Linked DNA regions of Homo sapiens: region 2 is linked to region 1. Evidence: read pairs that join two places in POLR2A ChIA-PET (ENCODE). Cell type or tissue: endothelial cell of umbilical vein. All regions are shown on one strand. Links, peaks and the distances in the headings refer to the core of each region. The heading gives the core; the rest is flanking DNA.

Evidence for each region. ChIA-PET counts read pairs that join two places held together with the same protein. Peaks named below come from ENCODE experiments on the same cell type or tissue, not always from the same donor. Only the 100,000 strongest peaks of a DNase experiment are listed, where the experiment ranks them.
Region 2: POLR2A ChIA-PET joins it to region 1 with 5 read pairs; 9 of 35 experiments call an interaction of 5 or more read pairs at or near these places.

What each region holds. Positions count from the first base shown.
Region 1 is chr14:73,430,704-73,447,486 of GRCh38, forward strand. All of the region lies in intron 1 of NUMB (NUMB endocytic adaptor protein), which reads right to left. Among named protein-coding and RNA genes, the nearest start is that of NUMB, 19 kb to the right of the region's middle. In endothelial cell of umbilical vein, for the core only: no CTCF peak of the experiment used is centred there; a DNase peak (open chromatin) is centred at 8,478.
Region 2 is chr14:73,324,474-73,341,256 of GRCh38, forward strand. The region is part of intron 4 of NUMB (NUMB endocytic adaptor protein); the gene reads right to left. Among named protein-coding and RNA genes, the nearest start is that of PAPLN-AS1, 87 kb to the left of the region's middle. In endothelial cell of umbilical vein, for the core only: no CTCF peak of the experiment used is centred there; no DNase peak of the experiment used is centred there.

The sequences.
Region 1 (16,783 bases), core at 6,358-11,357:
GTCCGAGGCGGGCAGATCACGAGGTCAGGAGATCGAGACCATTCTGGCTAACACGGTGAAACCCCGTCTCTACTAGAAAAAAATACAAAAAATTAGCTGGGTGTGGTGGCGGGCGCCTGTAGTCCCAGCTACTGGGAAGGCTGAGGCAGGAGAATGGTGTGAACCAGGGAGGCGGAGCTTGCAGTGAGCCGAGATTGCGCCACTGCACTCCAGCCTGGGTGACGGAGCCAGACTCCATCTCAAAAAAAAAAAAGTTTTTGAATTTTGTTCTTTGAGACAGAATCTCAGTCTGTCACCTAAGCTGGAGTACAGTAGCGCAATCTTGGCTCACTGCAACCTCTGCCTCCAGGCTCAAGCAACCCTCCCACATCAGCCTCCAAATCACTGGGATTATAGGAGTGCACCACCACATCCAGCTAATTTTTGTATTTTTAGTAGAGATGGGGTTTCACCATGTTGGTCAGGCTGGTCTCGAGCTCCTGACCTCGTGATCCACCCGCCTTGGCCTTCCAAAGTGATGGGATTACAGGCATGAGCCACCGCACTTGGCTTTTCTTTTTTTTTTTTTTTGAGACAGAGTCTCACTCTGTCACACAGGTTGGAGGGCACTGGCGCGATCTCGGCTCACTGCAACCTCTGCCTCCCGCATTCAAGCAACTCTCGTGCTTTGGCCTCCCTAGTAGCTGGGATTACAGGCATGTGCCACCATACCTGACTAATTTTTGTATTTTTAGTAGAGACAGGGTTTTGCCACATTGGCCATGTTGGCATGGTGGCTCATGCCTGTAATCCCAGCACTTTGGGAGGCCGAGGAAGGTGGATCACTTGAGGTCAGGAGTTCGAGATCAGCCTGGCCAACATGGTGAAACCCTGTCTCTACTAAAAAAATACAAAAATTAGGCGGGCATGGTGGCATGTGCATGTAATCCCAGCTACTCGGGAGGCTGAGGCAGGAGAATTACTTGAACCCAGGAGGCAGAGGTTGCAGTGAGCTGAGATCACGCCACTGCACTCCAGCCTGAGCAACAGAGCAAGACTCCGTCTCAAAAAAAGAAAAGAAAGAAAATTTCATCAATTTCATGTGGAATTTATCATGACTTTTAAGGCAGTTTTAAACTACCTGTCTAAACAAAAATATTAAATATACTTACTCTTTCTAAAATCTTTACCCAAAGGGAGTAAGAAATAAGGGGAAGGGGCAGAGAGTGGTAGACTCCAAAATATTCAGTACTACACCCTGCCCAAATTCCAAAGTAATTTAATTAAACACTTTCCAAAAAAAAAATTCAGGTATTTTAGCAGCACTCTCAAAAGTCCAGGCATAATTTTACTAATAATTAACTTGTAACACTTTGTTATTCATAAGCCCTTATAGAGTATAACTTTTAATTCTATTCATTCAATAAGAATGTACTGATTACCAATCAAATCTCCAAAGAGTATAAGCAGTACGATAGTACTATATACAAAAATCACAGAATTTTAAAGGTTAGGAGAGATTTGAAAGAATAATCAAGATAATTTTACAGAGTAACAAAGTTTGGGGAGGATGAGGCTTCACCACACTAGATATCCACACTTATTATAAAGCTACGGTAAATAAGACAGTGTAATATTGACATAGGGATAGGCAAATAACACAAGAACAGGCTCACATGTATATAGAGATAAGATACATGACTTAAGATCCTCATTGAAATGAGAGGAATGAATGCTACTCAATAAATAGTGTTGGTCCTATTTATTTTGTATATTTAAAAAATAACGTACTCATTATTCACTATAATTTTTAGAATATTTCAGCATTAAAAAAACTTTAAAGATCATCCAGTCAAACACTATCACTTTATAAAAAGAGAAACAAAGACCCAGAGAAGACATTTAGCCAAATCATACGGGCAGGATAAGAATTAAACTCACATATCATGTTTATTAACATTCAATACATATATAAAGAGCTTCTCATTCACTCCTTAAGTCAGCCATGACAGGAATAATGACACCAAATCAGAAGTGGAGGAGACACAAAAGGTATGGTGAAGGACATGGCCAATCAGTACTATCATTTCCTGTGATGCCTAGACCCTCTTTCAAGGAAATTGGCCAAAAACTCTAGCCCTCTCCTGGAAGATTAATCTTATCTAAACCCAAACTAATGATGAAGAATAATTCTGTGGTCTCAGTATGCAGGGAACTCAGAAAGAAAGAAGAGAATTTTTGACCAGACATGGTGGTTCACGCCTGTAATCCCAGCACTTTGGGAGGCTGAGGCAGGAGGATCACCTGAGGTCAGGAGTTCAAGACCAGCCCGGCCAACATGGCGAAACCCCATCTCTACTAAAAATACAAAAAAATTAGCAGGGCATGATGGCACACGCCTGTAGTCCCAGCTACTCGGGAGGCTGAGACAGGAGAATTGCTTGAACCTGGGAGGCAGAGGTTGCAGTGAGCCAAGATTGCAGCAAGCCAGCACTTTGGGAGGCCAAGGCAGGCAGATCACTTGAGGTCAGGAGTTCAAGACCAGTCTGGCCAACATGGCAAAACCCCGTCTCTACTGAAAATACAAAAATTAGCTGGGCATGGTGGTGCATGCCTGTAGTCCCAGCTACTTGGGAGGCTGAAGCAGGAGAATCGCTTGAACCCGGGAGACGGAGGTTGCAGTGAGCCAAGATCACGCCACTGAACTCTGGCCTGGGTGACAGAGCCAGACTCCATCTCAAAAAAAAATTTTTTTAAAGTAGTAGTGCTATAGTAGGCCCAATTATTAGGTCCAACAATTTTCATCAACTTCCTTTTTCACTCAGTTTGTTTCCAGGGAATGTTAATTTTAAACGTTACATTTTCAGAGTCTCACAAAGACCAGTTAAACAGTGCTGAAAACTGTCAGAAAGTAGTTGCTCGTATTCTAAGACTCAATTAAAGTACAGAGAGAAGTGACTTATCTTCTCTAGAAAAGCAATTTAAGGTTACTAAGTTTGTCCACGGTCTGTTAATTCAGATAAAAATCTCCTTTGATAAATCACCCCTGAAATATATGACAGGAGTATAGGTAGTAAAGAGAAAGAAACTGATAGCCTATTTGCAAACTTAGAAATCCCGATTTAGGCCAGGCGCGGTGGCCCATGCCTGCAATCCCAGCACTTTGGGAGGCCGAGGCCGATGGATCACCTGAGGTCAGAAGTTTGAGACCATCCTAGCCAATCAACATGGTGAAACCCCGTCTCTACTAAAAATACAAAATTAGCCAGGTGTGGTGGTGCACGCCTGTAATCCTAGCTACTCCAGAGGCTGAGGCAGGAGAATCGCTTAGAACCTGGGAGGCGGAGGTCACAGTGAGCCAAGATCGTGCCACTGCACTCCAGCCTGGGTGACATAGGGAGACTCTGTCTCAAAAAAAAAGAAATCCCAATTTAAACTTGGGCCACTACTACTGCACAATGATATGCTCAACAACAAAGTAAAACTGACTACATTTAATTTAATCCATTTAGCACTGAAAGTTAAGAGTATGAGCTCTGGAGCCAAACTATCTAGGTTTGAATCCCAGTTCTACCACTTACTCTATGATATTGGGCAAATCACTTACCTTCTCTATCTCAGATTCCCTACCAGTAACATAAAGATTATAATAGTAGCTGCCCTCACAGGAGTTATCATGAGGATTAAATTAGTTAGTGCATGTAAAGCACTTAGAACGCTTCTTGGAATGTAGCATTGGCTGCTGCTAGTACTAATATTATCATTATTATCCGATACTTTACTAGGCTATCAGTTCTCACAAGTGGCCCAAATATAGAATAGTTTCCTAACCAGATCACACTATTTTAACATTCTTGAATCAGTGATTCAATCAGTGAATCAAATTCAGAAAGTACCTCTAGGCTGGGTGCAGTGGCTCACACCTGTAATCCCAGCACTCTGGGAGGATGAGGTGGGAGAACTGCTTGAGGTGAGGAGTTCGAGACCAGCCTAGACAACATAGCGAGACTTCATCTTTATTTTTAAATTTTGTAATAGAAAAAAAAAATGAAAAAACCATAGCTCTCTACAAAACACAGCCTGAAGTCTTTCTTTTGAATCATTCAACTTATCAAAGTTCCCACCAATATTAACCAATAGCAAATATTTACTCCAAAAAATCAACATGAATTATCACTATATGAAAGTTCTGAGAAATCTTCTATTTGGAATAATTATTTCATTTTATTTTTAATTATAAATCCATCTCCCATCTCTGCTCTTACAAATGAGAATAAATCTGGATCCATAAGTAGTAATAAAACACACAATCTTTTACTAAGATATTTACTATCAATCTGCAAATTTGCCTTTGTCAAAGATATTCACCAAAAAAAAGTAAGTGTGCAATATATTTAATCATCTGGAAAACACAAGTTACAACTACTCTAAAATGCCACTTTATACTCACTAGAATGACTAAAATCAAAGGGACTAACAACTCAGGTAGTGGCAAGGATGTGGAGCAACTGAACTTATAAACTGCTGATGAAGTATTAAAACGGTATAACCATTCCATGGTTCTCTTTGGAGAACCATTTGGCAATTACTTTTTTTTTTTTTTTTTTTTGAGACAGAGTCTCACTCTGTCACCCAGGCTGGAGTGCAGTGGCGCGATCTCGACTCACTACAAGCTCCACCTCCCAGGTTCACGCCATTCTCCTGCCTCAGCCTCCTGAGTAGCTGGGACTACAGGCGCCCGCCACCACGCCCAGCTAATTTTTTTGTATTTTGAGTACAGACGGGGTTTAACCGTGTTCGCCAGGATGGTCTCGATCTCCTGACCTCGTGATCTGCCCGCCTCAGCCTCCCAATGTGCTGGGATTACAGGCATGAGCCACTGCACCCAGCCGGCAATTTCTTATAAAGTTAAACACACATGTGCCCTGTGACACAACAATTCTGCTAGGCATTCACCCAAGAGAAATGAAATGTTCACAACAATACTTGCAAAGCAGTGTTTATAGCAGCCTTCTCATTATAATAACCAAAAACTAAAAATGATCTGGGCTCAGTGGCTCACGCCTGTAATCCCAGCACTTTGGGAGGCTGAGGTGGGCAGATCACTTGAGGTCAGGAGTTCGAGACTAGCCTGACCAACATGGTGAAACCCCATCTCTACTAAAAACACAAAAATTAGCAGGGCATGGTAGTGCACGCCTATAATCCAACTACTTGGGAGGCTGATGTGAGAGAATTGCTTGAATTGAAAAGGTGGAGGTTGCAGTGAGCCAAGATCGCACCACTGCACTCTAGCCTGAGCAATAGAGCAAGACTCTGTTTCAAAAAAAAAAAAAAGAAAATGACACAAATATCAATAGAAGAATGGAAAAACAAAGTGTAGTATATTCATAAAATGACATATTGTGTCACTTAGAAATTATCTGTTGTCTACAATAATGATGTAGAATTTACTATACAATGAGGATGCCTATTTTTAGCCTTATTTTTAGTTTCTTCAAATTCTGTCTCATTTTAAAGTACATTTTAAACAGTCTCTAGTTGAAGATCATTTTGATTCTGAAAATAACCTTACTTTTTGTTTAGTAACTCACTTGGGTTTTCTTATCACAATAGAAACTTTTGAAGGATTTTTGTTTTGTTTTGTTTTTGTTGACGGAGTCCCACTCTGTCGCCCAGGATGGACCACAGTAGCGTGATCTCGGCTCACTGCAACCTCTGCCCCCTGGGTTCAAGGGATTCTCCTGCCTCAGCCTCCTGAGTTTTAGCTGGGATTACAGGTGCATGCCACCATGTCTGGCTAATTTTTGTATTTTTAGTAAAGACACGGTTTCACCATGTTGGCCAGGCTCGTCTTGAACTCCTAATCTCATGATCCGCCCACCTTGGGCTCCCAAAGTGTTGAGATTACAAGCGTGAGCCACCGTGCCCAGCTTTGAAGGATTTTTAAATTGGTACCTTTCAGAAGCAAATAAGTCACAGGGTTTTATTAAATGACACTCTTATAGAAACTCTTGGCCGGGCGCGGTGGCTCACACCTGTAATCCCAGCACTTTCGGAGGCTGAGGCGGGCGGATCACGAGGTCAAGAGATCAAGACCATCCTGGCTAACATGGTGAAACCCTGTCTCTACTAAAAATACAAAAATTAGCTGGGCGTGGTGGTGCCTGCCTGTAATCCCAGCTACTCGGGAGGCTGAGGCAGGAGAATCGCTTGAACCCAGGAGGCGGAGGTTGCAGTAAACTGAGATCGTATCACTGCACTCCAGCCTGGTGACAGAGCAAGACTCCATCTCAAAAAAATAAAGAAAAAAAAAGAAACTCTTAAATATATTTGTACCTATATATTTTTTCTCTCTCTTTTTTTTTTTTTTTTTTTTTGTTGAGACAGGGTCTTGCTGTTGCCCAGGCTGGAGTGCAGTGGCACGATCACAACTCACAGCAGCCTCAACCTCCTGGGCTCAAGTGATCCTCCCACCTCAGCCTCCCGAGTAGCTGGGCCTACAGGCACACACCACCATGCCTGGCTAATTTTTGTATATTTTATAGAGATGAGGTTTTGCCATGTTGCCCAGGCTGGCCTGGAACTGCTGAGCTCAGGCAATCCAGCCTCCCAAAGTGCTGGGATTACAGGCATAAGCCATCACGCCTGGCCTATTTTTCTCTTAATCGTGCTCAGTCCATATTCATCTAACTGAAGTGTTCTCTCCAGAAATTACTCATGTAAGAAGAGACTGGCTTAAAATGACTACTGTGATGGAAACAATGCCATAGGGAGATACAACCTGGATCTGAGGTAAACTGAATACTGTAATCAACAAACTGGCTTACAGCTTGCAATTTTCTATTGATTATGGTTTCCTCAGTAAAACAACAGATGTAAGAAACAAAAAAGGACTACTACTCAGCAATAAAAAAGAATGTATTACTGATTAACACAATAACATGGATGAATCTCAAAAGTATTAAGCAAAAGTAGTGATGTTCATTTTAAAAATGCATATGGAATGATTCCATTTACATGAAATCCAAGAACACATTTAAAAGCAGAAAGTAGCTAGGGAGAGGGAGGGCAAAAGAACTTGGCGGGGACATGAAACAACAACTTTCTACAGATCATTTGTACAGATTAAGTCACAGTTCTGAATATTATTCATCCCTAGATTCCACATAAGGATCAGGGATCACCCAAAAGAAAAATGGACCAAGAACAGGAATAAGCAACTTCACTTAAAGGAAATGTTAATGATCATATTTTAAATGTCCCACTAGTGACCAAATAAATACAAATTTCAGAAACCAGTTACTATTTCCTATCAAATTTGCAAATATTTTAAAATAATAACATGCTGGCAAAGCTGTATATCTCAATCTCATACACTGTTAATGGAAATGTAAACTTGTACAGCCATTCTAGAAAGCAACTGTGCAATGTTTTGCTCTCCTGAGAGCTCTAGAAATGTTAATACACTTTGACTTGATAATTCCACTTACAATAATCTATTTTGAGAATACAGAAATACTGAAAGTCATATTTAGCAATATTCATTGTGTTTTATAATAATCAGAAATTAATAAACGCTCTAAGTGTGAACACAATATAAATTGGTTCTATAAATAATATATCCATTAGTGGAATATTCTTCAGCTGTTTTAAAATGTTTTCTGGCTGGAAGCAATGGCTCATACCTTTAATCCCAGCACTTTGGGAGGCCGAGGCAGGTGGATCACTTGGGGTTAGGAGTTCAAGACCAGCCTGGCTAAAATGGCGAAACCCCGTCTCTACTAAAAATACAAAAATTAGCCAGGTGTGCTGACGCACATCTGTAATCCCAGCTACATGGGAGGCCAAGGCACGGGAATCGCTTGACCCCGGGAGGCAGAGATTACAGTGAGCCGAGATTGCGACACTGCACTCCAGCCTGGGCAAGACAGCAAGACTCTGCCTCAAAAAAAAAAAAAAAAAAAAAGTTTTCAAATAATTGTAATAAAAATAATAAACACATATTATATGATGTTGTTTAAAAAGCAGCCTCCAAAATTATCTATATAGTAAAATATGCACGAAGAAAAAACAGAAACAGACAATAAATGTTAATGTAATTTTTTAAAATGAATTAGGGGCCAACATCATAGAAACTATGATTATATTTCACAAGTGTCTGGGTTTCATTATAAGAACACAAGTGATATCCCTCACTAAGTAGGTCTAGTGGAGGGGAGAACAAAAAGACTAAAAGAATAAGAACATTCATTAAAGGAAAAAACCATTAGCATTATTTCAGATATGAATACGCAACTTATCAAATGAAGTCAAAGTCCTTCACGGTATCTTAACAAATCTATAATCAAGAAAAAGTTACAGAACTCAGTTCAATGCAAATATATACCAACCATGTTTAATCCAAACTGGGGAAAATAATTAGATGATTTAGTGATTTTCCACAGAACTGAGCTCAGCTCTTTTACAAAGCAACAAAAGAAGGGAAAGAGACTGCCAGAAGTCAAGCCAGCAACCTGATTTCCTAGGAAATTAGTTTTTACTTGGCAAAGTACCAGCCTCTAAAGAAGCACAACTCTACAAATAGAGATGAGACACATAAAACTCGAACACTCTGTAAAAAAATGTATGCTTTTCCCTTTGCTCTTAAGATCTCTAAAAGTGAATAATTAATGACTATTAAAAACAGGGGGAAAAAGACCCAATTTAGAGTTAAACATTCTAAAAACAGTAAGTTTCTTTCAAAATGCTAAGCAAACCTTACAAATTGTAAAATAATTATATTTTTGTTATTTTGAAAATTAAAAGGAAAATATGCCATTTCTAACCTTCAGTTAGGATTACATGGGAGACTTTAATATTAACTATATTAATTATGGATTTAAATTTATCAAGGTTAATACAATCTTTACAACACTTCTATGTTTTTAATCATCACTACAGAACATTTCCTTGAATTTTCAATTTAAAAAATAAAACCTTTACATGTGATCTTCCTTCAGAAAAAGGCTATGTGTAATAATACAAAAGAAGAGTCTTCTTAAGATAAAAAGGGTGCTAGGATAGGTGAATTAAAGAGGAGAAAGGAGAGAGAAAGAGAAAGGAACAGGTATGAATCTTTTCTTCCTTTAAGTCACATGTTTAAGGACCTGACCCTGATTTCTATTTAATGGCTTAGCACTGGAAGCTTCCAAATAACTAATGACACAAGGATGCCCAGTAGGCAGAGAAATAGCAGCTGAACTTCATTTACCGTTCAAGTATAAGGTTAACATAAGGATGAAATTATATACAACCTGTATATTTAAATCAGTGGATTCATTTATAACCTATTCTTGCAACTCTAAACTGCTTCCCTCATACAATGACCCCAACTGCCACTCTAGACCAAAAGGCCAACAAATTGCTATTGGAAAAATTAGTGATAAAGCAGAAAATTTTATTAAACTTTGTAACAAACCAATAAACAAAAAGTAATGGTCTCAACTAATGCTGCTGGGACAACTAGATATCCATATATATATATGGATATCCATATATATATATGGATATCCATATATATATACATCCATATATCTATAGATATCCATATATATATACACATCCATATATCTATAGATATCCATATATCTCAACAGAAGAATTGTTGAGCCCCTTCCCCCACACTGTACACAAAAATTACTGCAAAATGGATCACAGACTTAAATGTAAGAGCCAACTCTATAAAACTCTTAGAAGACACTGACATGGAGTGAACAAAATTAAGAAAAAATAAACTAAAACTCTTACAAGAAAACATAGGTATAAATATTCACAACCTTGGATTGGGCAATAGTTCTTAGATATTGTATCAAAAGCACAAGCAACAAAAAAAACAAATCGGCCAGGGGAGGTGACTCACACCTGTAATCCCAGCACTTTGGGAGGCTGAGGCGGGCGGATCACGAGGTCAGGAGATCGAGACCATCGAAACCCCATCTCTACTAAAAATACAAAAAATTAGCCGGGTGTGGTGGCAGGTGCCTATAATCCCAGCTACTCGAGAGGCTGAGGCAGAATAGTATGAAACCGGGAGGTGGAGGTTGCAGTGAGCTGAGATCGCGCCACTGCACTCCAGCCTGGGTGACAGAGCGAGACTCCGTCTCAAAAAAAAAAAAAAAAAAAAAAAGGACTTGAGCCAGCGTGGTGGCTCCTGGGTCATGGGCCAGGAGTTTGAGGCCAGGCTGGACAACACAGGGAGATCCCTGTGTCTAAAAAAGAAAAAAAAAAAAAGCTGGACTTTATTAAAATGAAAAAACTTTTGTGCTTCAAAGAACATCAAGAAAGTGAAAAGACAGCTCACAAAATGGGAGAAAATACTTGTAAATCATTATGTCTGACAAGGAACTTATATCCAGAATATATAAAGAAAACATATATTACAACTCAATAATAAAAAGACAAACCAGCTTTTAAAAAATCGGCAAGCATATAAAAAGACACTTCTTCCAAGAAGATAGACAAATGGCCAATAAGCATATGAGAAGATTCTCAACATCACTAGCCATCAGGGAAATGCAAATCAAAACCACAATTAATTTCTACTTTAGGCCAGGCACAGTGGCTCACTGTAATCCCAGTACTTTGGGAGGCCAAGGCAGGCAGATCATGAGATCAGGAATTCGAGTCCAACCTGGCCAACACAGTGAAACCCCGTCTCTACTAAAGATACGAAAATTAGCCTGGCATGGTAGTGCACGCCTCAGCTGAGAGGCTGAGGCAGGAGAATAGCTTGAACCCAGGAGGGAGAGGTTGTGGTGAGCCAAGATCACGCCACACACTCCAGCCTGGGCAACAGAGCAAGACTCCATCTCAAAGAAAAAAAAATTCTACTTTATACTCACTAGAATAGCTCTACTCAAAAAGCAGAGATCAGCCTGAGCTGTGACTCACACCTGTAATCCCAACACTTTGGGAGGCGAGGAGAAAGAAACGCTTGAGGCCAGGAGTTCCAGACCATCCTGGGCAACATAGCAAGACCCCATCTCTACCAAAAAATTTAAAAAATAAAAATTAGCTGGGCATGGTGGTGCAGTCCTAGCTACTAGGGAGGCTGAGGTGGAAGGATAGTTTGAGCCAGGAGTTTGAGGCTGCAGTGAGCTATCATGCCCACTACACTCCAGCTTGGGTGACAGACCAAAATTCTGTCTCAAAACAACAATAAAAAAAATAAAATAAAAGAGGTAATAACAATTGTTGGCGACAATGCAGAAAAACTGGAATTCTCATTCTCACTGCTGGTGAGAATGTAAAATGGTGTAGCTGCTTTAGAAAACCTCAAAAGAGTTACCATATAACCTAGCAATTCCACTACTTATGGGCATATACACAAAAACAATGAAAAGAGACCCGGCACAGTAGCTCACACTTGTAGTCCCAGCACTTTGGGAGGCCGAGGCAGGAGAATAGCTTGAGCCCAGGGGTTCAAGACCAGCCTGGGAAACATAGTGAGAGACCCTGTCTCTGTAAGAAAAAAAAAAGAAAAAAGAAAGAAAAAAAAAAAACGGGCAGGAGTGGTGGTGCATGCCTATGGTCCTAGCTACTCAGAGGCTGAGGTGGGACCATCTCTTGATCCTGGGAGGTTAAAACTGCAGTAAGCAATGATTGCACCACTGCACTCTGGACTGGGCTACAGAGCAAGATCCCATCTCAAAAATAATAATAATAATAAATTGTTTAAATTGTTTTAAAAGGAAAAAAGAAATGAAAACACATGTCCACACAAAAACTTTTATGTGAATGTTCATATTGGCTCTATTTGAATAGCCAAAAACTAGAAATAATCCAATGTCTATCAGCAGAAGAAATTTTTTAAATTGCAATATATCCATATTATGGAATACTACTCAACAATAAAAGGTAATGAAATATTGATACACAAATAACATGGAAAATCTCAAATTAATTAGGCAGAATGAAAGAAGTCAGACAAAAAAATATATGTATATACTACATGATGCTATTTATATAAAATTCTAGAAATTGCAAACTAATCCATAATGACAGACAGCAGATTAGGAGTTGCCTGCGGGAATAGAAAGGGAGAGATGTATTACAAAAGGTAGAAAACTTTTGGAGTGATCAGTATGTTCCTTACCTTAGCTGTAGTGTATACATATGTAAAAACTCATTACACCATTTACTTTTTTTTCTTTTTTTGAGACAGGGTCTGGCTCTGTCGTCCCATCTGGAGTGTAGTGGTGCAATCTCAGCTCACTGCAACCTCTACCTCCTCGGCTCAAGTGATCCTCCTGCCTCAGCCTCCTGAGTAGCTGGGACTACAAGCACATGCCTCCATGACTGGCTAATTTTTGCATTTTTGTAGAGATGGAGTTTCACCATGATGACCAGACTGATATCAAACTCCCAAGCTCAAGCAATCTGCCTTCCTTGGCCTCCCAAAGCACTGTGCTGGGAATACTGGTTTGAGCCACTGCACCCAGCCCTGTTTACCTTAAATACGTGCAGTTTCACCGTACATCAATTGTACCTGAATAAAGCTATTTTTAAAATGCACATGCCATGGTGGGGGAAGAGAACTATACTAGCCTTTCTGAAAATGGTATGTTTGGGTAAGAAAAAAGTAGAAAAAGGATGGGTACAGTGGCTCACGCCTGTAATCCCAGCACTTTGGGAGGCTGAGGCGGGTGGATCACTTGAGGTCAGGAGTTCCAGACCAGCCTGGCCAACATGGTGAAACCCCATCTCTACTAAAATTACAAAATTAGCCAGGCGTGGTGGCGCACGCCTGTAATCCCAGCTAATCAGGAGGCTGAGGCAGGAAAATTGCTTGAACCTGGGAGGCAGAGGTTGCAGTGAGCCGAGACCATGCCATTGCACGCCAGCCTAGGCAACAAGAGCAAAACTCCATCTCAAAAAAAAAAAAAAAAAGTAGAAAAAACAGGCTGAGAGGATTGATCGATTGATGATTGATTCATTCATTCATTGAGCTGGAGTCTTGCTCTGTCTCCCAGGCTGGAGTGCAGTAGCGTGATCTCAGCTCACTGCAACCACTACCTACCGGGTTCAAGCAATTCTCCAGCCACAGCCTCCCGAGTGGCTGGGATTACAGACGCCCACCACCAAGCCCAGCTAATTTCTTTTGTATTTTAGTAGAGACAGGGTTTCACTGTGTTGCCCTCTCGAACTCCTGAGCTCAAGCAATCTGCCCTCCTCCACCTCCCAAAGTATTTATTTATTTTTGAGACAAAGTCTCACTCTGTCCCCCCACGCAGGAGTGCAGTGGCGCAATCTCGGCTCACTGCAACCACCACTTCCCGGGTTCAAGTGATTCTCCTGCCTCAGCCTCCTGAGTGGCTGGGATTACAGGCACGCACCACCTTGCCCGGGCCGAGAGCTTTTAAATATGACAAACCTTTTTAAAGGTCAAAATATTGGCTGGGCACAGTGGCGGATGCCTGTAAACCCAACACTTTGGGAGGCCAAGGCTGGTGGATCACGACATCAGGAGATCGAGACCACCCTGGCTAACACGGTGAAACCTGGTCTCTACTAAAAATACAAAAAATTAGCCAGGTGTGGTGGCATGCACCTGTGGTCCCAGCTACTCGGGAGGCTGAGGCAGGAGAATTGCTTGAACCCGGGAGGCGGAAGTTGCAGTGAGCCCAGATCGTGCCACTGCACTCCAGCCTAGGTAACAGAGCAAGACTCCATCTCAAAAAAAAAAAAAAAAAGTCAAAATATTTAACTGATCCTCACATGGTAATAGCTGAATTTTCAGCATCCATTGATGGAGAAAATAATCAAAACACAACCAAAGCTACCCTGAATTGAGGCAAGCCTTTAAAATAAAGATGTTTAAAACTCATCTCAATATTTATTTGAAGAATGAAACTATATATACATACATACATATGTTTAGAACATATTGCTTTAGTCTACAATTTTTCTCTAGATCACAAGGTCAAGAGATCGAGACTTTCCTGGCCAACATGGTGAAACCCATCTCTACTGAAAATACAAAAATTAGCCAGGCGTGGTGGCGTGCGCCTGTAGTCCCAGGTACTCAGGAGGTTGAGGCAGGAGAATTGCTTGAACCCAGGAGGCGGAGGTTGCAGTGAGCCGAGATCACGCCACTGCACTCCAGCCTGGCAACAGAGTGACACTCCGTCTCAAAAAAAAAAAAAAAAGAAAGTAGGCAATATTTGATGAATATATGGATTTAAGAACTCTAGATACCTGCAGAAAACATCCTCCCCAAACGAGAGACTTGCAGGGAACAAATTGAGAACCACTGATAAAGATACCCAATGCCAAGGAGATTCAATACAGTACTTAAATATTATCTTAAATAAAAGAGGTCAAGCCTAATGAAAATTTATCTAATAGGTTCCCTAGCTATATTTCATAATTCAAAAGAATTTAGAGATTAGCTGTAACACTACTAACGTGGGTGCAGATATTTAAGAATTTACTAGCCTAGGCAACACAGGAGATCCCAACACTACAAAAAAAGTTAAAAATTAGGTGGACATGATGGCATGTACCTGTAATCCCAACTACCCAGGAGGCTGAGGCAAGAGGACTGCCTGAGTCCCAGGAGTTTAAGGCTGCAGTTAGCTATGATGGTGCCACTGTACTGCAGCCTGAGTGACAAAGTGAGACCCTGTCTCAAAAAAAAAAAAAAAAAAAAAAAAAAAAAAAAAAAAAAAAAACTTACAGCTGATTTATAGCTGGATAAAATAAAGATTCACGTTTTTCCAGAGATGGACTAGACTGAAAATGTGACAAAGTCAAAAAGAATTCAAGATTCCTTTTCATGTCTAAATGAAGTTTAAATTTCATAGTACAATTTAATATACAAGACTCTTTTCCAGTCCACACAAATAACACAGAGAAAGTTTTTTACCTCCCACCTGCTTCGGTAAAAATGCTGGGTCCTTGCAACAGTAAATGTAGCTAACATTTACTGGGCATTTACTATGAACTAAACAGTATGTTAAATTGTTTAACTTTACATGGATTATCTCATATAACCTTCAAAGCCATTTATTTTGAAGATAAGAAAACCAGCAAAAAGAGTTAACTTGCCTAAGAAAGCAGAGCTGAAGGTGAATTCAGGCAATTGGAGTTCATTTTACCATACCACCTCCTATTAGTTCACGTCATAAACTCAGCCCCCAATGTGGGGGAGGGGTTCCATCATTCATCAGTACATTTATGTAAATCAGAGAATAACAAAAAAGATAAAAGTCCTGACTGCAAAAAATTAACAACTTATGAAGAAATGAAATTTAATATTGCAAAATAACTTTTTCTTTTTTTTTTTTTTTGAGATGGAGTCCTGCTCTGTCGCCCAGGCTCGAGTCCAGTGGCACGATCTCAGCCTACTGCAACCTCCACCTCCCAGGTTCAAGTGATTCTCCTACCTCAGCCTCCCGAGTAGCTGGGACTATAAGCACTCCCCACCACACCCGGCTAATTTTTGTATTTTTAGTAGAGATGAAGTTTCACTGTGTTGGCCAGGCTGGTCTCAAACTTCTGACCTCAAGTGATCCTTCTGCCTCAGCCTTCCAGAATGCTGGGATTACAGGCATTAGCCACCATCACCAGACTTGCAAAATAACTTTAAAAAAAAATCCTAAACTGGGCGCGGTGGCTCACGCCTGTAATCCCAGCACTTTGGGAGGCCAAGGCGGGTAGATCACAAGGTCAGGAGTTCGAGACCAGCCTGGCCAATATGGTGAAACCCCGTCTCTACTAAAAAATACAAAAATTAGCCAGGCGTGGTGGCACACCCTGTAATCCCAGCTACTCAGGAGGCTGAGGAGGAGAATCACTTGAACTCGGGAGGCAGAGGTTGCAGTGAGCCAAGATAGTGCCACTGCACTCCAGCCTGGGCGACAGAGTGCGACTTTGTCTCAAAAAAAAAAAAAAAAATCCTTAACATGACAAAATGCCAAACTGTATGGTTTCTAAAACTAGTCTAGAGCATTTTGGGAGGCCAAAGCAGGAGAATCACTTGAGGCTAGCAGCTCAAGACTAGCCTCGGCAGCATAACAAGACCTCATATCTTAAAAAAAAAAAATTAATAAATAAACATAAAATTAACTTTGGGAGGCTGAGGCAGAAGGATCACTTGAGCCCAGGAGTTGGAGAACAGCCTGGGCAACATAGTGAGACCCCAGTTCTATTTTTAAATAACTTTTTTAAAAATAAAAATAAGGCCGGGCGCAGTGGCTCACGCCTGTAATCCCAGCACTTTGGGAGGCCGAGATGGGCAGATCATGAGGTCAGAAGATTGAGACTAACCTGGCCAACATAGTGAAACCCAGTCTCTACTAAAATACAAAAAATTAGCTGGGCGTGGTGGCGCACCCTGTAGTCCCAGCTACTCGGGGAGGCCGAGGCAAGGGAATCGCTTGAACCCGGGAGGCGGAGGTTGCAGTGAGCCGAGATTGTGCCACCGCACTCCAGCCTGGCAACAGAGCGAGACTCCATCTCAAAAAAAAAAAAACCAGCATAGGCCGGGTGCAGTGGCTCACGCCTGTAATCTCAGCACTTTGGGAGGCTAAGGTGGGCAGATCACGAGGTCAGGAGTTCGAGACCAGACTGGCCAACATAGTGAAACCCCGTCTCTACTAAAAATACAAAAAATTAGCTGGGCGTGGTGGCAGGTGCCTGTAATCCCAGCTACTCAGGCGGCTGAGGCAGAAGAGTCACTTGAACCCAAGAGGTGGAGGTTGCCATGAGCCGAGATCACGCCATTGCGCTCCAGCCCAGGCGACAGTGCAAGACTCCATCT
Region 2 (16,783 bases), core at 4,414-9,413, 110 kb before region 1:
GTTCAAAGGGTAGAGGGAAAGTTCTCTTCTCCCCAGCATCAACAAATAGTCTTGTTTGGCTTGAATATGAAATACATGCACCTGGGGAATTGAGGTGCTAAAATGGCACTTAACCCTAGAGACAATGGAGAACTAACAAAGTTTTTTTTTTTTTCAAGGTAGTAATATGATTCAAGGTCTGGTTGCAGGTAATACGGAGTAGACACACTACACCCTGTCCTTCCCACTGACTGAAACCTTAAAACCTGAACAGAATTCACAGAATAGGTACTTAAGCTTTCTGAAAAGTAAACAGAAGATGAATCAGAGTAGAATACCAGAATTCAAAGTACTATGGAAATGGCAAGGAATTTACCTCCCCTTTCTCTCTTTGGTACCTCCAGACTGAGAAAATAACTTTCATCTGAGGAATGCAAGTCCTTTTAATTATCAGGCCAATAGAGACATTAAGATGAGACTGCAATCACGCTCTACTACCCACTTTGACCCATGTATCCCTCTCCTGAAAATGCTTGCTACTGCCACAAGTAGCTAGAAATAAACCTAATAATGTCACACCAGACACTATAACCCACACCCTACCTATTGCTTAACAATGTATAGCCAATCACTAGTCAATGTTATTTCTGTAAACCAATGAGAATTCCTGACACACAACTTTTTATCAGCCCACTCCCTGTCCCCTTCTTTTGCTTTTAAAACTCCACTTGCTTGCTGGGTATGGTGGCTCAAGCCTGTAATCCCAGCACTTTGGGAAGCCAAGGTAAGAAGATCATCTGAGGCCTGGAGTTCAAGACCAGCCTGGACAACATAGTGAGACCCTGTCTCTACAAAAATAAAAAAATTAGCACACACCTGTAGTACTAACTATTCAGGAGGCTGAGGCAGAAGGATTGCTTAAGCCCAGGAGTCCAAGGCCGCAGTGAGCTATGATCACACCACAGCACACCAGCCTGGGTGATAGAGAGAGACCCTGTCTCTAAAAACCAAAATGAAATGAAGAAAACTTTTTAAAATAAAAAACAAAAATCCACCTGTAACTGCTAACTGAAGTATACATCCAGGGCAACTTCAATCTATGCTTCTGGGTTGCAATACTCAACCTTGGCCCAAATAAACCTTCTACTTACATTAATTTTGCCTCAGCTTCTTCCTTTTAGGTTGACAAGCCTGAACTTCTAGCCAGAAATCCAAAAGCGAGTGCTGTGATACAGAAAGATGTCTGGGAAAATCTCTCTAGCTCTGGTTTGAGGACCAGGAAATGGAACTCCTAAAGCTCAGAGAGAGTACAGGAGTCCCCCTCTCTTTTATTGGTTCTCTTACATCTCAGCCACCAGGAAATCCTGTGATGGTGTGATAGCAGCAGAGGTAGCAACAAAAGAAACCCCTGCAAGAGCCACACCTCTAAGGCAGGGGGAACTGCCTCTCTGTTTGGTAGAATGGTGATTCCAGGAAGATGGGGCCAATCCCCCTTTTGCTTTTTTCCTTTCTCTCTGATCTCCTGCCATTTGATCCTAGATACAAGTGAAATTGTGGGACTTCATGGTAGTGCAGGCCAACCAGAGCCCTAGGTTTCTGGCTAGAGGTCAAGAAAGGGGAGCTCCAGGGAACCAGAAAGTACCAAAGAAGGCACAGGAAGGGAGGAGCTTGAGAAAGACCATGAATTTGTTTGTGAATTCCTAGGCTCACCCTGCAGCTGCACAGGTAAGAATCTGATTCTAATTAGCATACTCAGGACTTTGACAGCTGAACTAATATACAGACCACCTCCTGGTTCCCAAACTGACCCCTAGGTGACATACACACAGAATAGATCAGAATAGCACCGCAGATCAGAATAGCATTGCAGAGGCTTTGAAAACTAAACTGATGGCCGGTCGCGGTGGGTCACGCCTGTAATCCCAGCACTTTGGGAGGCCGAGGTGGGTGGATCACTTGAGGTCAGGAGTTTGAGACCAGCTTGGCCAACATGGCGAAACCCCGTCTCTACTAAAAATACAAAAATTAGCCAGGCATGGTGGCAGGCGCCTGTAATTCCAGCTCCTCGGGAGGCTGAGGCAGGAGAATTGCTTGAACCTGGCAGGCAGAGATTGCAGTAAGCCGAGATCACCCCATTGTACTCCAGCTTGGGCAACAAGAGAGAAACTTTGTCTCAAAAAAAAGAAAAAAAAAAGAAAAAGAAAACTGAACTGATATTGGAACCACATCCCACAGAAAGTGAGTAAGAACTTGTAGCCTGAGACCTAACTGGACTGACTGGCATAGGAAATGTTCATTAAAAAGGAATTAACATTTACTGATTACCTACTGTGTGCCAGAAACTGTGCTGGATGCTTTATATATTTTGTCTAACCTAATAACTACTCAGAAAGGTATGTTTGATCACTTGATTTTAAAACTGAGGAAAGGAAATGAGGTTCAGGAGTGCTGAAAAACTTTCCCAAAGTCATACACACAGCTAGTCAGGGAAGAATATGGTTTACATTCATGACTTCAAAGTCCAAAGTTCTCACACTTGACTTTACCACAATTCAAGAAAACTTTTCCTGATTTTTCATTCCTATTATAAGGAAATTTAAAAAAAAAACAGGTTCTTTCCACATTTTTTCCTACAATTTTTAAAAATAAGAGTCCTTTCCCTGGCAAATTCTTCCTCTGGCAGGGCTGAAACTGTCAATTACAAGTGAGCCTCTCTGAAGACTCAGTGAAAACATCTAAAATAAGTTCATCATTATTCATACTTTCTCATTTCCTCTCAAGTTACAGAATTTCCACTTGGAAGAGAATTATTATTATTTTTTTGAGACACAGCCTCACTCTGTCGCCAGACTGGAGTACAGTGGTGCAATCTCAGCTCACTGCAATCTCTGCCTCCCGGGTTCAAGCGATTCTCCTGCCTCAGCCTCCTGAGTAGCTGGGACTACAGGCGTGTGCCACCACACCCAGCTAATTTTTGTATTTTTAGTAGAGATGGGATTTCACCATACTGGCCAGGCTGGTCTCGATCTCTTGACCTCGTGATCTGCCTGCCTCGGCCTCCCAAAGTGCTGGGATTACAGGTGTGAGCCACTGCACCTGGACTTGAGAATTATTAATATGAGGCGGACTAGGAGGCTTAATGACATTTTGGAATATGGTGCTGTAAAAGTACATCATTATTGAGCAAAACTAAAAAAATAGTTAAAAATCTAGTATCTGCAATTTCTGAGTAAGACTGGTTCTTAGAGATGACTCTAGCTCATATACATGGTCCTGTAGGACATAGATTTACTCATTTTTAAAAAACATACAGTAAAATTCACTCTTTTTGGTTTAGAGGTCTATGAGATTTGACAAATGTATACAGCTGTGTAACTACCACCACAATCAAGTCTGATCACTCTCAAAAATTCCCTCATGATGCCCATTTGTAATCAACTCCTCCGCCTGCCCTCCCCCACCACACCCAGTCCCCAGCCTCTGCAACTACTGATCTGTTTTCTATTCCTATAATTTTGCCTTTTAAAGAATTATCATATTGGCTGGGCGTGGTGGCTCACGCCTGTAATCCCAGCACTTTGGGAGGTGGAGGCAAGTGGATCACTTGAGGTCAGGAGTTTGAGACCAGCCTGGCCAATATGGTGAAACCCCATCTCTACTAAAAATACAAAAAGTGGCTGGGTGTGGTGGCAGGCTCCTGTAGTCCCAGCTACTCAGGAGGCTGAGGCACGAGAATTGCCTGAACCCAAGAGGCAGAGGTTGCGGTGAGCCAAGGTGGCATCAGTGCACTCCAGCCTGGGAGACAGAGCAAGACTCCATCTCAAAAAAAAAAAAAAGTCATATAAATGGAATCATACAGTATGTTCTCTTTTACCACAGAGTAGTATTTCATCATATGCATATATCACTATGTTTATCCAATCACCAGTTGAAGTATATCTTGGTTATTTCCGGTTTTGGTGATAATAAATAAAGCCATACTATTCCTTTATAGGTTTTCATATAAGAAATTTGGTCATATGGTAATTGAATGTCTGACTTTATAAGATACTCTTTCCCAAAATGTCATCACAATTTTACCTTCCCACCTGCAATGTATGAGTTCCAGTTGCTCAGCAATTGGTATCGTCTCTTTTTTAAGCCATTCTAATAGGTACATAGTGGTATCTCTTGCCATTTTAATTTGCATAATATCCCTAATGACTGATAGTTCTTGGCATCTACTTATCCACATCTTTTTTTTCTTTTTATTTGTATCCACATCTTATTTGATGAAGTATCTGTTTAAATTTGTCTATTCTTAAAAAATTATGTTTCTTTCCTGTTGGGTTTAGAGAGTTAATAATACACTCTGGGTTCAAGCCTTTTGTAGACATGTTTTGCAAATGTTTTTTCCTAGTCTCTGCCTTTACTTTTCATTCATTTTTGTTCTGAGACGGAGTCTCGTTCTGTCGCCCAGGCTGGGGTGTGCAATGGCGTGATCTCAGCTCACTACAACCTCCGCCTCCCAGGTTCAAGCAATTCTTCTGCCTCATCCTCCTGAGTAGCTGGGATTACAGGCATGTGCCACCACACCCGGCTAATTTTGTATTTTTAATAGAGATGGGGTTTCTCCATGTTGGTCAGGCTGATCTGGAACTCCCGACCTCAGGTGATCCACCCGCCTCGGCCTCCCAAAGTGCTGGGATTACAGGCATGAGCCCCATGTCTGGCCAATTTTTCATTCTCTTAACAGTGTCTTTAGCAAAGCAGAAGTTTTCATCTCGATGAGGTTAATTTTTTTTAATATACTGTTTTTGGTATTATAGCTAAGCAATCTTTGCCTAGCTCAAGTTCTCAGAGGTTTTTTGATTTAGATTGTAAGTGCCACAATGGTAGGAAACTTGTACGTGTTGTATTCATTCAGGTATGGTAACCACTAGTGTGTGTCATATATAGTAGTGCTAAATACATATTTATTGCATGAATGAATTCATCTGAAATTTCAGCTTGAGCTTCTCCCTTCTCAGTCCTCTTCTCTCTCTCTTTTTCTCTCTCACAGCTGGGACACCCATCTTCTCTTGCCCTTAAACATTAATTTGCAGTTGGTTGACTCTATGGATGCGGAGGGCTGAGTGTATACGCAAAGTGTTTAGTATGTACCTAACAGTAAACACTCAGTATATTTTAGACTTTGAGCAAAAGTAGGATTTTAGGAGTTTCTGACTACTCTCTTTGAACTTCCCATAGCTTTCACCCTTAATACACAAATTAAACACTGATCCTTATTCCTCTCTTGAACTCCAGTACCAAGTTTTGACTCTCAGCTCACTGCACTTGTTACTTGACCTTGGGAAGGATACTTATCTTGTGACTCAGTAGTGTTGTTTCAAGAATTAAAAAGAGTTTATATATTTGAAGCACCCAGCGCAGTGTCTGGTAATCAGTAAGTGCTCAATAAAATTTTAACTGTTATCTGATTTCTTTGGTGGCCTTCAGAGCTTAGCTTGTTGAAAACTGCACCTCCTGTACCTCTGATGTTTGTATTTACCTGCTTATTTCTTTTACTAATACCTCAGGTCTCAACAGCAGGGGCAAACACTTCAAAGTATTTTCTTTTCTTTTGAGACAGGATCTTGCTTTGTCACCCAGGCTGGAGTGCAGTGGTCCAAACATAGTTAACTGCAGCCTTAGGCTCAAGCAATCCTCCCACCTCAGCCCCCAAAGAGCTGGGACTACAGGCACACACCACAACACCCAGTTAATTTTTGTATTTTTTTTGTAGAGATGGGGTTTTGCTGTGTTGCCCGGGCTGGTCTCAAACTCCTGAGCTCAAGCATTCTGCCTGCCTTGGCCTCCCAAAGTGCTGAGATTACAGGCTTCAGCCACCATGCCTGGCCTTAAAGTATTTTCCAGTTCTTCCTCTTCACTTGACTTTCAATCAGTTCCATATATATATTTTTTTCATAGTCACATTTCCCTGATCAGAAATTTTGTTGCTCTCAATTATTTGCCAATTAAGTAGAAGCAAAAAATGGTTAGGGATCAAATCCTTGATTTGCAGCTTTCTGGCTTCATGGTCTTGGGCAAATTACACGACTTGTCTGTGTATTACTTGTCTGTGTCTCAATTTCCTCATCTTCTAAAATGAGAATACAGCAGTAACCACTGGCAGTTTGAGGATTAAATGACTTAATACCTACAAAGTACTTAGAACCATGCCCCACACATAGCAAATACTATATATGTCTTCGCTTTTTAAGTACAGATTTAGTATAGTATCCCACGTGTTCAGTCTTGTCTACTGTTAGGGTTTTCCAGAGAGACAGAACCAATAGGATGGATGGATGGATGGTCAGATGGATAGATGAATGAATGAATATTTACTACAGGAATTGGCCATGCAATTATGGAGGATAAGAAGTCCTATGACAGGCTGTCTGCAAGCTGGAAACCCAGGGATACCAATAGTGTGGTTCAGTTCAAGTCCAAAAGCCTTAGAACCAAGGAAGCTGACAATACAACTCTCGGAGGCTGAAGGCCTGAGAACCTGGGGGTGCTGCTGGTACAAGTCCCAGAGTCCAAAGGCTGGAGAGCCTGAAGTCCTAATGATTTTCCACGCATATATTTCATAGTCTCTTCTATGGTCTATTATCTCAAGGTCTTAAAGTGCTAATTCTCTTGTTGTCTCTTATTGTATAATCCTTTATTATATCTGCTAATCATTCCTACATAAGATTTATAACATTTAAAAAGTTATAAGGTCATCTTTACTGATGCTAAACTTTTTGGGAGGAATTTCATGCATTCTGGATTATGAAATTTGCTTCTAGACTGGGTGCCATGGCTCAGGCCTGTAGTCCCAGCACTCTGGGAGGCCGAGGTGGGAGGATCACGATGTCAGGAGATCAAGACCATCCTGGCTAACACGGTGAAACCCCATCTCTCCTAAAAATACAAAAAATTAGCCGGGCGTGGTGGTGGTGGGCACCTGTAGTCCCAGCTACTCGGGAGGCTGAGGCAGGAGAATGGCATGAACCAGGGAGGCGGAGCTTGCAGTGAGCTGAGATCGTGCCACTGCACTCCAGCCTGGGCAACAGAGCAAGACTCCGTCTCAAAAAAAAAAATTTTTTTTCTTCTAAAAGATACCTGATATGGTTTAGCTCTGTGTTCCCACCCAAATCTCACCTTGAATTGCAATAATCCCCATGCATCAAGGGCACGACAAGGTGGAAGTAATTGGATCATGGGGGCTGTTTCCCTCATGCTGTTCTTGGGATAATCAGCTAGTCTCATGAGATCTTATGGTTTTATAAGCGTCTAGCATTTCCCTTGCTGGCTCTCATTCTCTCTCCTGCCACCTTGTGAAGAGGTGCCTTCTGCCACGATTGCAAGTTTCCTGAGGCCTCCCCAGCCATGAGGAACTCTGAGTCAATTAAACCTCTTTTCTTTATAAATTACCCAGTCTTGGGTATTTCTTCATAGCAGCATGAGAACAAACTAATACAGTACCCCAGCCGTATTACTATCCTAAGACCTATTTTACATTAATATGGGGATTCTTATACCATGCAGGGTTATGACTTATGAAGTCCAAACCTAGGATTTCAATTTTTTCTAGGAGGCTCCTTTTTTTCCATTTGAGTCCAGGCAAGCTTCTCTTTCTGCTTTTTCTTCTAGTTCTCTATTTCATGGATTGTAAAGCCCACAGGAGGTTCCAGTTCTATGCTGGGTTCTCAGTTCTAATTATCTGCTTTGTGTAAGTCCAGTGCCTTCAAAATGGATGGTGACACCAAAGACTTTAGCTAATAAATTCTTTTTTCTTTTTTTTTTCTTTTTTTTGAGACAGTCTCACTCTGTTGCCCTGGCTGGAGTTCAGTGGCATGATCTCAGCTCACTGCAACCTCCACCTCCTGAGTTCAAGCAATTCCTGTGCCTCAGCCTCCCGAGAAGCTGGGATTACAGGCGTACGCCACCACACCCAGCTAATTTTTGTATTTTTAGTAGAGATAGAGTTTCACCATGTTGGCCAGGCTGGTCTCGAACTCCTGACCTCAGATGATCAGATGATCCATCCACCTGGGTCTCCCAAAGTGCTGGGATTACAGGGTGAGCCACCACGCCCAGCCTCATAAATTCTTTCTCTCCTAGGCTGCTCCATCAGCTGTCATCATTCCTGCCTTGCTTTCAATTCCCTTTTAATTTCTATTAACAGGAGAGATGTGTCTTCACTGAAAACTCAGCTATCCAGAGAAAAATATTGTTTATTTGTTTAAAAATGTATTCAACCCCCCGATTCTAAAATAAAACAACATTAAGCAGTTGTCTCCACTGCCCCTCCCCACAGCCCCCGGCAACTACCAATCTGCATTCTGTCTTTATGGATTTACCTATCCTGGATATTTCACATACAGGGAAGCATACAATATATGGCCTTTCATGTCTGGCTTATTTTACCTAGCATACTGTTTTCCAGGTTCATCCACACCATAGCATACATGTATTTCAATGCTTTTCATACCTGAGTGACATTCCATTGTATGTATGTACCACAATTTTGTTTATTCATACTACCATCAATGGACATTTGGACTGTGGTGAATAGTAGTGCTATAAACATGTATTTTTCTTGAAGTACCTGTTTTCAATTCTTTGGGGGTATATAACTAGCAGTGAATTGCTGGGTCATATGGTAATTCTATACTTAGCTTTTTGAAGTACCACCAATCTGCTTTTCACAGAAGCTGAACCACTTTACATTCCCACCAGCAATGTATGAGAGCTCCAATTTCTCTACATCCTTGCCAACACTTGTTGTTTTCTGTTTTGTTTCAAATTATAGCCAACCAAGCGAGTGTGAAGTGGTATCTTTGTGGCTTTGATTTGCATTTCGCTGATAATGATGTTGAGTATCCTTTCAAGTGTTTGTTGGCTAGCTGTATATCTTCTTTAGGTAAATTTCTTTTTTTTTATTTTTTAAATTTGAGACAAGGTCTCACTTTGTTGCCCAGGCTGATCTCGAACTCCTGGGCTCAAGCGATCCTGCTGACTCAGCCTCCAAAAGTGCTGGGATTACAGGCATGAGCCACTGTGCCTGGCCTTCTTTGGAGAAATTTCTATTCAAGTCCTTTGCCCATTTAAAAATTAGGTTGTATTTTTTGTTGAGATATAAAGGTTCTTTATATATTCTGGACACTAGATCCTTATCAGACATATAATTTCCAAACATTTTCTCCCATTCTATAGCTTCTTTTCACTTTCTTGATAATATTCTTTGATGCACAGTAGTTCCTAATTTTGATGAAATCCAATGTATCTATTTTTTCTTTTGTTGCTCATGCTTTTAATGTCTTATTTAAGAATCCACTGCCAGATCCAAAGTTGTTAAGACTAGCCTATGCTTCCTTTGAAGAATTGTATGGTTTTAGATTGTTGATCCTTTTTTTTTTTTGAGATGGAGTCTTGCTCTGTTGCCCAGGCTGGAGTGCAGTGGCGCGATCTCAGCTCACTGCAACCTCCACCTCCCGGGATCAGGCAATTCTCCTGCCTCAGCCTCCCAAGTAGCTGGGACCACAGGCATCTGCCACCATACCAGGCTAATTTTTGGGGGTTTTTTGTGTGTGTGTGTTTTTTTTTCGAGATGGAGTTTCGTTCTTGTTTCCCAGGCTGGAGTATAATGGCACAATCTCGGCTCACTGCAACCTCCACCTCCCAGGTTCAGGCGATTCTCCTGCCTCAGCCTCCCAAAGTGCTAGGATTACAGGTGTGAGCCACCGCTTTAGTATTTACTTTTAGATCCCATTTGTTGCTATTTTTGTGCCTATTTGTTCTTTTCTTTTACCCAGACTGCTCATCTGCGATACTTTTTCATGTATATTCATCAGCAGAACTGCTCTATTGTTTTCTTTTTTTGCACTATCTTTATTAAGTTGTTGTAGCAGGATTTTGTTAATGCTATAAAAGTATCTGAAAACTGTCCATTATTTTCCTATATACTCTGGTATAGTTAAATAGCACAGGAATTACTCTTTGAGTGTTTGACAGAACTGACCTATGAAACCATCTATATTAGTTCCTTTTAGATAAAGAGACAGTTTTTGGTTTTGTTTTTAACAGCTCTATTTTTTTAAGGTTTGGGGCCTATTCGACTTTTCTTTTCCTGCCTTAGTTAACTAGTAATGTATAGTTTCCTAGAATATTTACAGCTAATCTAAAATTTTAAATGTATTAGCATAGGCTGGGTGCGGTGGCTCACAACTGTAATCCCAGCACTTTGGGAGGCCAAGGTGGATCACCTGAAGTCAGGAGTTCGAGACCAACCTGGCCAACATGGTGAAAAACTCCGTCTCTACTAAAAACACAAAAAAATTAGCCAGGAGTGGTGGTGGGCGCCTGTAATCTCAGCTACTCGGGAAGCTAAGGCAGGAGAATAGCTTGAACCTGGGAGGCGGAGGTTGCAGTAAGCTGAAATTGCGCCACTGCACTCCAGCCTGGGCGACAAGAGCAAAACTCTGTCTCAAAAAAAAAAAAAAAAAGGTATTAGCATATACTCCAAGTATTCACATATCTTAATTTCTTTGGGTTCTGTGGTTGGGTCTCCCCACTTTCTTATCTGTAGTATTATATACCTGTGCTTTCTTTCATTTTCCATATTAAGGCTCATTTCTACTACTACCTTCAACTCAATCCCTCAATGTTTTCATTTTATATTAATAATAAAATGAGAAAGTAGAGCTTTATGATCTCTGAGTTACCTGTAGGATCTGAGGAATGGATACAGGTTTCAAAGTATTTCCAATGGGCATCATTCTATCACTTAGCTTAATCAGTTCAATTGGTCACATATAGCTATTTATGCCAGCCAAAAAGACAAAAAAAAAAAAAAAAAAAAAGGAAGACTTGGTAGAAGGGAACAAAATTATTTCATTTATGAACTATTATAGAAACGTGGAAATAGAAATAAGCTTTGTGTCTTATTAGACTATGAGAAAAACATGCCCACTGAAATAAACATTATTAAAGAGATCCCTTTTCTTCTCTGAGACACTATCTCGCTGAAGAATTGCAGCTGATTTATGCTTAATGGCTAAAATATTTGACACTGGGACTTCTTTTGTTTGTATGCCTTTTCCAAACTCCTTCTGAGTAAGAAACTTTTATTCACAAAAATGTACTTTAGAAAAACTAGTATGTGGAATTTCATTCTTAGATGAATTAAGTCATTTTTCCCTTTCTTGAAAAAATTATTTAAAAAATAGATTCCCTCCCCCTGCTTTCGTGATTTATCCATCACAAGAAATGCAGACCTCTGATGTGAGAGACTCTATAGTCAGCAGTTCCCAACATTAACAAAAGTGACATAATATTCATCAAGTTATAAGGAGCTTTACAGCATCTTAACACATACATACATAGCCTATGCTATATAGCAAACATAGTATGCAGATGCGCACAATACAGTAGCAAAACTTGTTTTGAGTCTTTAACCAAAGAGGAATAGTTAAATTAAAATGGGCTATTCTTTAACTATAAATTTGGACTACAATTCCATCTGAATAGACTGTATGACCTAAGCAGATGTGTTTAATCATGTAAGTTTAGAACTGAAAAAAATGTGAGATCCCAAAACTTTACTTTTCAAACGTGACATAAGGTGTCCAAAAAGTGAGTTATACAAGGTCATATAACTTAGTAAATTAACAGAGCCAGGAACAGAACTCTGCTCTTTTGATTTCTAGATCTATCTTCTTTCAACTACCTCATACAACCTCTCTGTTAAAGCTTACCTGCAACTCTCCTATTTAAGTCATGGTTTACAGTTTACTGTTATTACATATATTAACTTATCATTATTCTTCTTTAAAACAAAGAGAAGATGACAGAATTGGAGTACAGTTATTTTGCAACCCTTAATGAATAAACCCAGGCAAAGATCATGAAAGAACTACTGCTATTTTCATCACGAGAGAATGATAATCAGCTATTGCGTGCCTTCTGGGGAATTAAATATAACCAAGCCTCTAAAACTAACTACCCATTCAAAAGAAGTAAAGAAAACAAAGGAACATGTTAAACAAAATGAGTTTTGGGCATTCTCATCTTGCTAAGCAGAGAAGGATTAGATTTCAGGACCTACCAGAGGAATGGGCTACACTGAACACCCCAGGCTTTCATCTGGAACAACTGGAAAAGTATGGCCTAGGAATGGAAGTAAATCAGAGGAAGACAGAGCCTTGCCAAAACTATAATCCAGCCTCAATTCTGTTAATACAAAATTTCACAAGGGCATTATTACAAGAAAGGAAACTTTACAGGCCAATCTGTCTCAAAAACAGATGTGAAGTTTCTGAACAAAATATTAGCAAACAGAATCCCTTAATATACTCAATAAATTCAGCTTGATCATGATGAGTACTAAGCTGAGTTTATTTCAGGAATGTAAAGTTGGTTGACTATTCAAAAAATCTAATCAGTGGAATAAACCAATTAACAATTAAGATAAAAATCATAATCATCTCGGCTAGGCATGGTGGCATGCGCCTGTAATCCCAGCTCTTTGAGAGGCTGAGGCAGGCAGATCACATGAGGCCAGGAGTTCAAGACCAGCCTGGCCAACATGGTGAAACCCTATCTCTACAAAATATACCAAAATTAGCCGGGCGTGGTGGTGCCTGCCTGTCTCAAAAAAAGCAAGACTCTGTCTTTAAAAAAAAAAAATCATAATCATCTCAATAAGTACACGAAAACTTTTGCTAAAGTTCAGTTTTCATTCATAGTTTTAAAAATATATCTTAATTGCCCAGGCATGGTGCCTCACACCTGTAATCCCAGCACTTTGGGAGGTCAAGGTGGGCAGATCACTTGAGGCCAGGAGTTTGAGACTAACAAGGCAAAACCCAATCTCTACTAAAAATACAAAATTAGCTGGGAGTGGTGGTGCATGCCTGTAATCCCAGCTACTCGGGAAGGCTGAGGCATGAGAATTGCTTGAACCTGGGAGATGGAGGTTGCAGTAAGCCAAGATAGTGCCACTGCACTCTAGCCTGGGTGACAGAGCACAACTCTTGTCTCAAAAAAATGTATCTATATCTACATCTTAACTAAGAATAGAGGGGAACTTGCTTAATTTGAGAAACTGTGATAAGACTGAAAATGAGGCAAGAATACTTGCTATCACCAATTCTACCCAGTGCTGTACCACAAGCTCTGCCCAGTGCAATGAGGCAAGAAAAAGAAATTATAAAAATTCAAATGGAAGATATACAACTGTAATATTCATAGACTATATTATTGTGTTAGTAGAGAAAACAAAGAAGATTCAAATAAAATACTATAATAACTGCATTTAGTAAGGTTGCTAGATCTAATTTCAATATACAAAGTGGTTAATATTTTTATAACAGCAATAAGCAGAAAATTATATTTAAAAATTTACCATTTACAACAGCATCAAAACTGAATGCTTGATTTCATCCCCCATTCACAAATCTACTCTTCTATCAACAGTCTTCCCCAAATTAATATATGGGAACTCCACCCTTCCAATTGCTCAAATCAAAAACATTGGTACAGTTCAGGTGCAGTGGCTCACACCTGTAATCCCAGCACTTTGGGAAGCTGAGGTGGGAGAATTGCTTGAGGCCAGGAGTTTGAGACCAGCTTGGACAACATAGTGAGACCCCCCCACCCCCAACCTCTACAGAAAAATTAAAAATCAGCCAGGCATCTGTATGTAGTCCCAACTAGTCAGGAGGCTGAGGCAAGAAGATCACTTGAGCTCAGGACTTTGAGGCAGCAATGAGCTATGAATGTGCCATTGCACTCCAGCCTGGGTGACAGAGGAAGATCCTGTCTCTTAAAAAACAAGCAAAGAAAAAAAAAAAGTTAACTTATCGTTCTCTTGTGACACTTTACAAATCTATCAATAAATGATATCAGCTCTACCTACAAAATATATCCAGAATCTGACCCTGTCTTACCACTTCCTCTGCCATCTCCCTAACATAAGTCACATCATCTTTCATCTGGATTTTTGTAAAAGCCTCTTAAATTATCTCTTTGTTATCACCCTTGCTCATCTATAGCTGATTCTCAGCACAGGAGCCAGAATGATCCTTTTAACATATAAGTTGTATAATCCCACTCCTCTGTTTAAAACTCTCCAATAGCTTCCTAATTATTTCCTTTTATTCATTATGAATAAGAGCCAAAATCCTTACAATGGTCTTTATAAGGCCCTACACCAGTAGTTTGTCAATGGGGAGTGTTTAGAAAATGTATGCGGGCATTTTTGGTAACAATGACTGGGAAAATTATTCCTGGGTAGCAGATGAGGGCCCATGGATGACAGCTATCTGGCTTCCTGTTTGACATCTGAATGTCCTACTGGACTTTCACTTAGAAACTTACTCATAATTATTTTAGATTAGATGTAACTCCACTTTACATATAAACACACAGTATTTTTTGCACAAATTGCTGTGTCAATCAAAGGAAGGTTGTACTTTGATAAGAATTTTATCAGGAGTTGTTTACCACTTCAGAAAATAACATCACCATTTACAATCCACTGTGGTATATGAGTTACCAACACATCATTTCTGTCTACATTTGCAGGTATCTTACCCACTGCAATTCTCTGTAAAAGTGTACTACTTTAGGTCTTCTAGTATTGTTAGGGCCATTTACGTACTGGATATAATTTCATCTAAAATTTGTTATTTCTTCTTTATATACTTAATTATGTAAGCATAGGTAGGTTATACTATGTATGCATTTCATTTCAGATAGTATAAGGAATACTGTAGCATGTTTGTAGTGAAAATGTAGGTGATAGGGCTGACAGTATTGAAAAGTACTAAACCAATGGTCTGGTATCCTGTTACTTATCTAATCTCATCTCATCTCTGCCTGTACCTTTTGCTCTAAACACACTGGCCTCCTTGCTGTGCTTCCAATATACCAGGCACTCTCCTGCCCCAGAGCCTTTGTACTTGCCATTCCTTCTGCTTACAACCTACTTCCCTCAGGCAACCTGAAATGCTTGCTTTCTCACTTTCTTTGTGTATTTGCTCAAAAGTTACTTTTTCAGTGAGGGATTTCCTAACCATCCCATTTTTTGTTTTTGTTTTTTGGTTTTAAATAGACATGGGGTTTTGCTATGCTGCCCAAGCTGGTCTCAAACTCCTGGGTTCAAGTGATCCTCCTACCTCAGCCTCCCAAAGTGTTGGGATTACAAGCGTGAGCCACTGTGCCCAGCCATTAACCATTCTATTTTAAATTGTAACCCCTGCCACACACACTCCCTTCATACTTAACCCTCACCCACAACCCCTATCGTTTTTTGTTTGTTTGTTTTTTAGAACTGGCAAAGGCTATTTATTCAGAGCTTGCTAGCAATGAGGTTAGTTTGGTAGAAACTGGAGGGCAGGCAGAAGAGTGGAAAACCTTCACAGGGCAGGCTCCAGGAATGTCTAGATGGAGGCTGCTGGCCTGGGGAAGTTGGTGACAGACACTCAAGGCAGAGCATCCTATGTGACTAGCGGGGGATGGAAGTGGTGGGGGGGACACACTTGGCTTTCTCTGGTTGGTCCAGAGTTGGAAGCAGGCACAGAGATTAGGGAAGCTAGCAGTTACTGATTAGGCTCTGGCCATTTGAGGCCAAATGTTATAGAAGTGATTGTTTAGCCATCTGACTACACACTTGGCCTCTCACTGGCAGGATGCTGGGCCCTGGCTGCCAGTTTCTGCAGTTCCTTGCTGCCTCCTATGTGTAAACGAGCTTTCCAACCTTGAGAATAGTAGATTACGAAGACAGAGACTTACTTTGGATGGCCAACAGTAGCCCAGTGACCTCATGTCCCATGGGCCTCAGCTTCCCCACCTGACAAACGAGCAGTGGGGACATCCACTGATGCCCAAAAACCAACCCCACCCCAGGCAAACTGCGCCATCTGGCCCAGTGGCTGTTTACCTCAGGCTTTCCCCTCCCCCAGTGTGCCTGTCTCACATGCCTTGTCTCACAACCCTAATTCCCTTTGAACATACCAGATACTTTACATATTTACTTATTCATAGTCTAATACCCACTAGGATGTAAGCGTAGTGCAAGGATTTTGTCTGTTCTCTGCTTTGTTGTTTGCTGTATTTGCAGTACTTAGAACATTGCCTGGTACACAGCAGACTCCATAAATATCTGCTAAATACATCAATGAATTATCGGTCTCATAGAGAAGAAAATGTAGCACATTACTTAGCTCTATACTAAACAATATTAAAAGTCATAATAATGAAAACTTTTACAATAAACTCAAGACACAGAATAGGAGATTTAATTAATGGCTATAGGACAGAATGCAAATGACTGATATGGTTTGGCTCTGTGTCCCCACTGAAATCTCATCTTGAATTGTAATCGCCATGTGTCACGGGAGGAACCTGATGGGAGGTGACTGGATTATGGGGGCAGTTTCCCCCATGCTGTTCTCGTGATAGTGAGTCTCATGAGAGCTGATGGTTTTAAAAGTGGCAGTCTTTTTCCTGTGCTCACACTGAGCTGCTCTCTCCTGATGCCATGTGAAGATGGTCCTTGCTTTCCCTTTGCCTTCCATCATGATTATAAGTTTCCTGAGGCCTCCCCAGCCATGTGGAACTGTGAGTCAATTAAACCTCTTTCCTTTATAAATTACCCATCTTAGGTATTTCTTTATAGCAGTGTAAGAATGGACTAATACACTGACCTACATAATGTTACAAATAAAAGGAAAACAGCAGATATAAGTTTGAAGGTAAGAGAGTAAGGCGTTTTAGTATTTTTATTTTACGT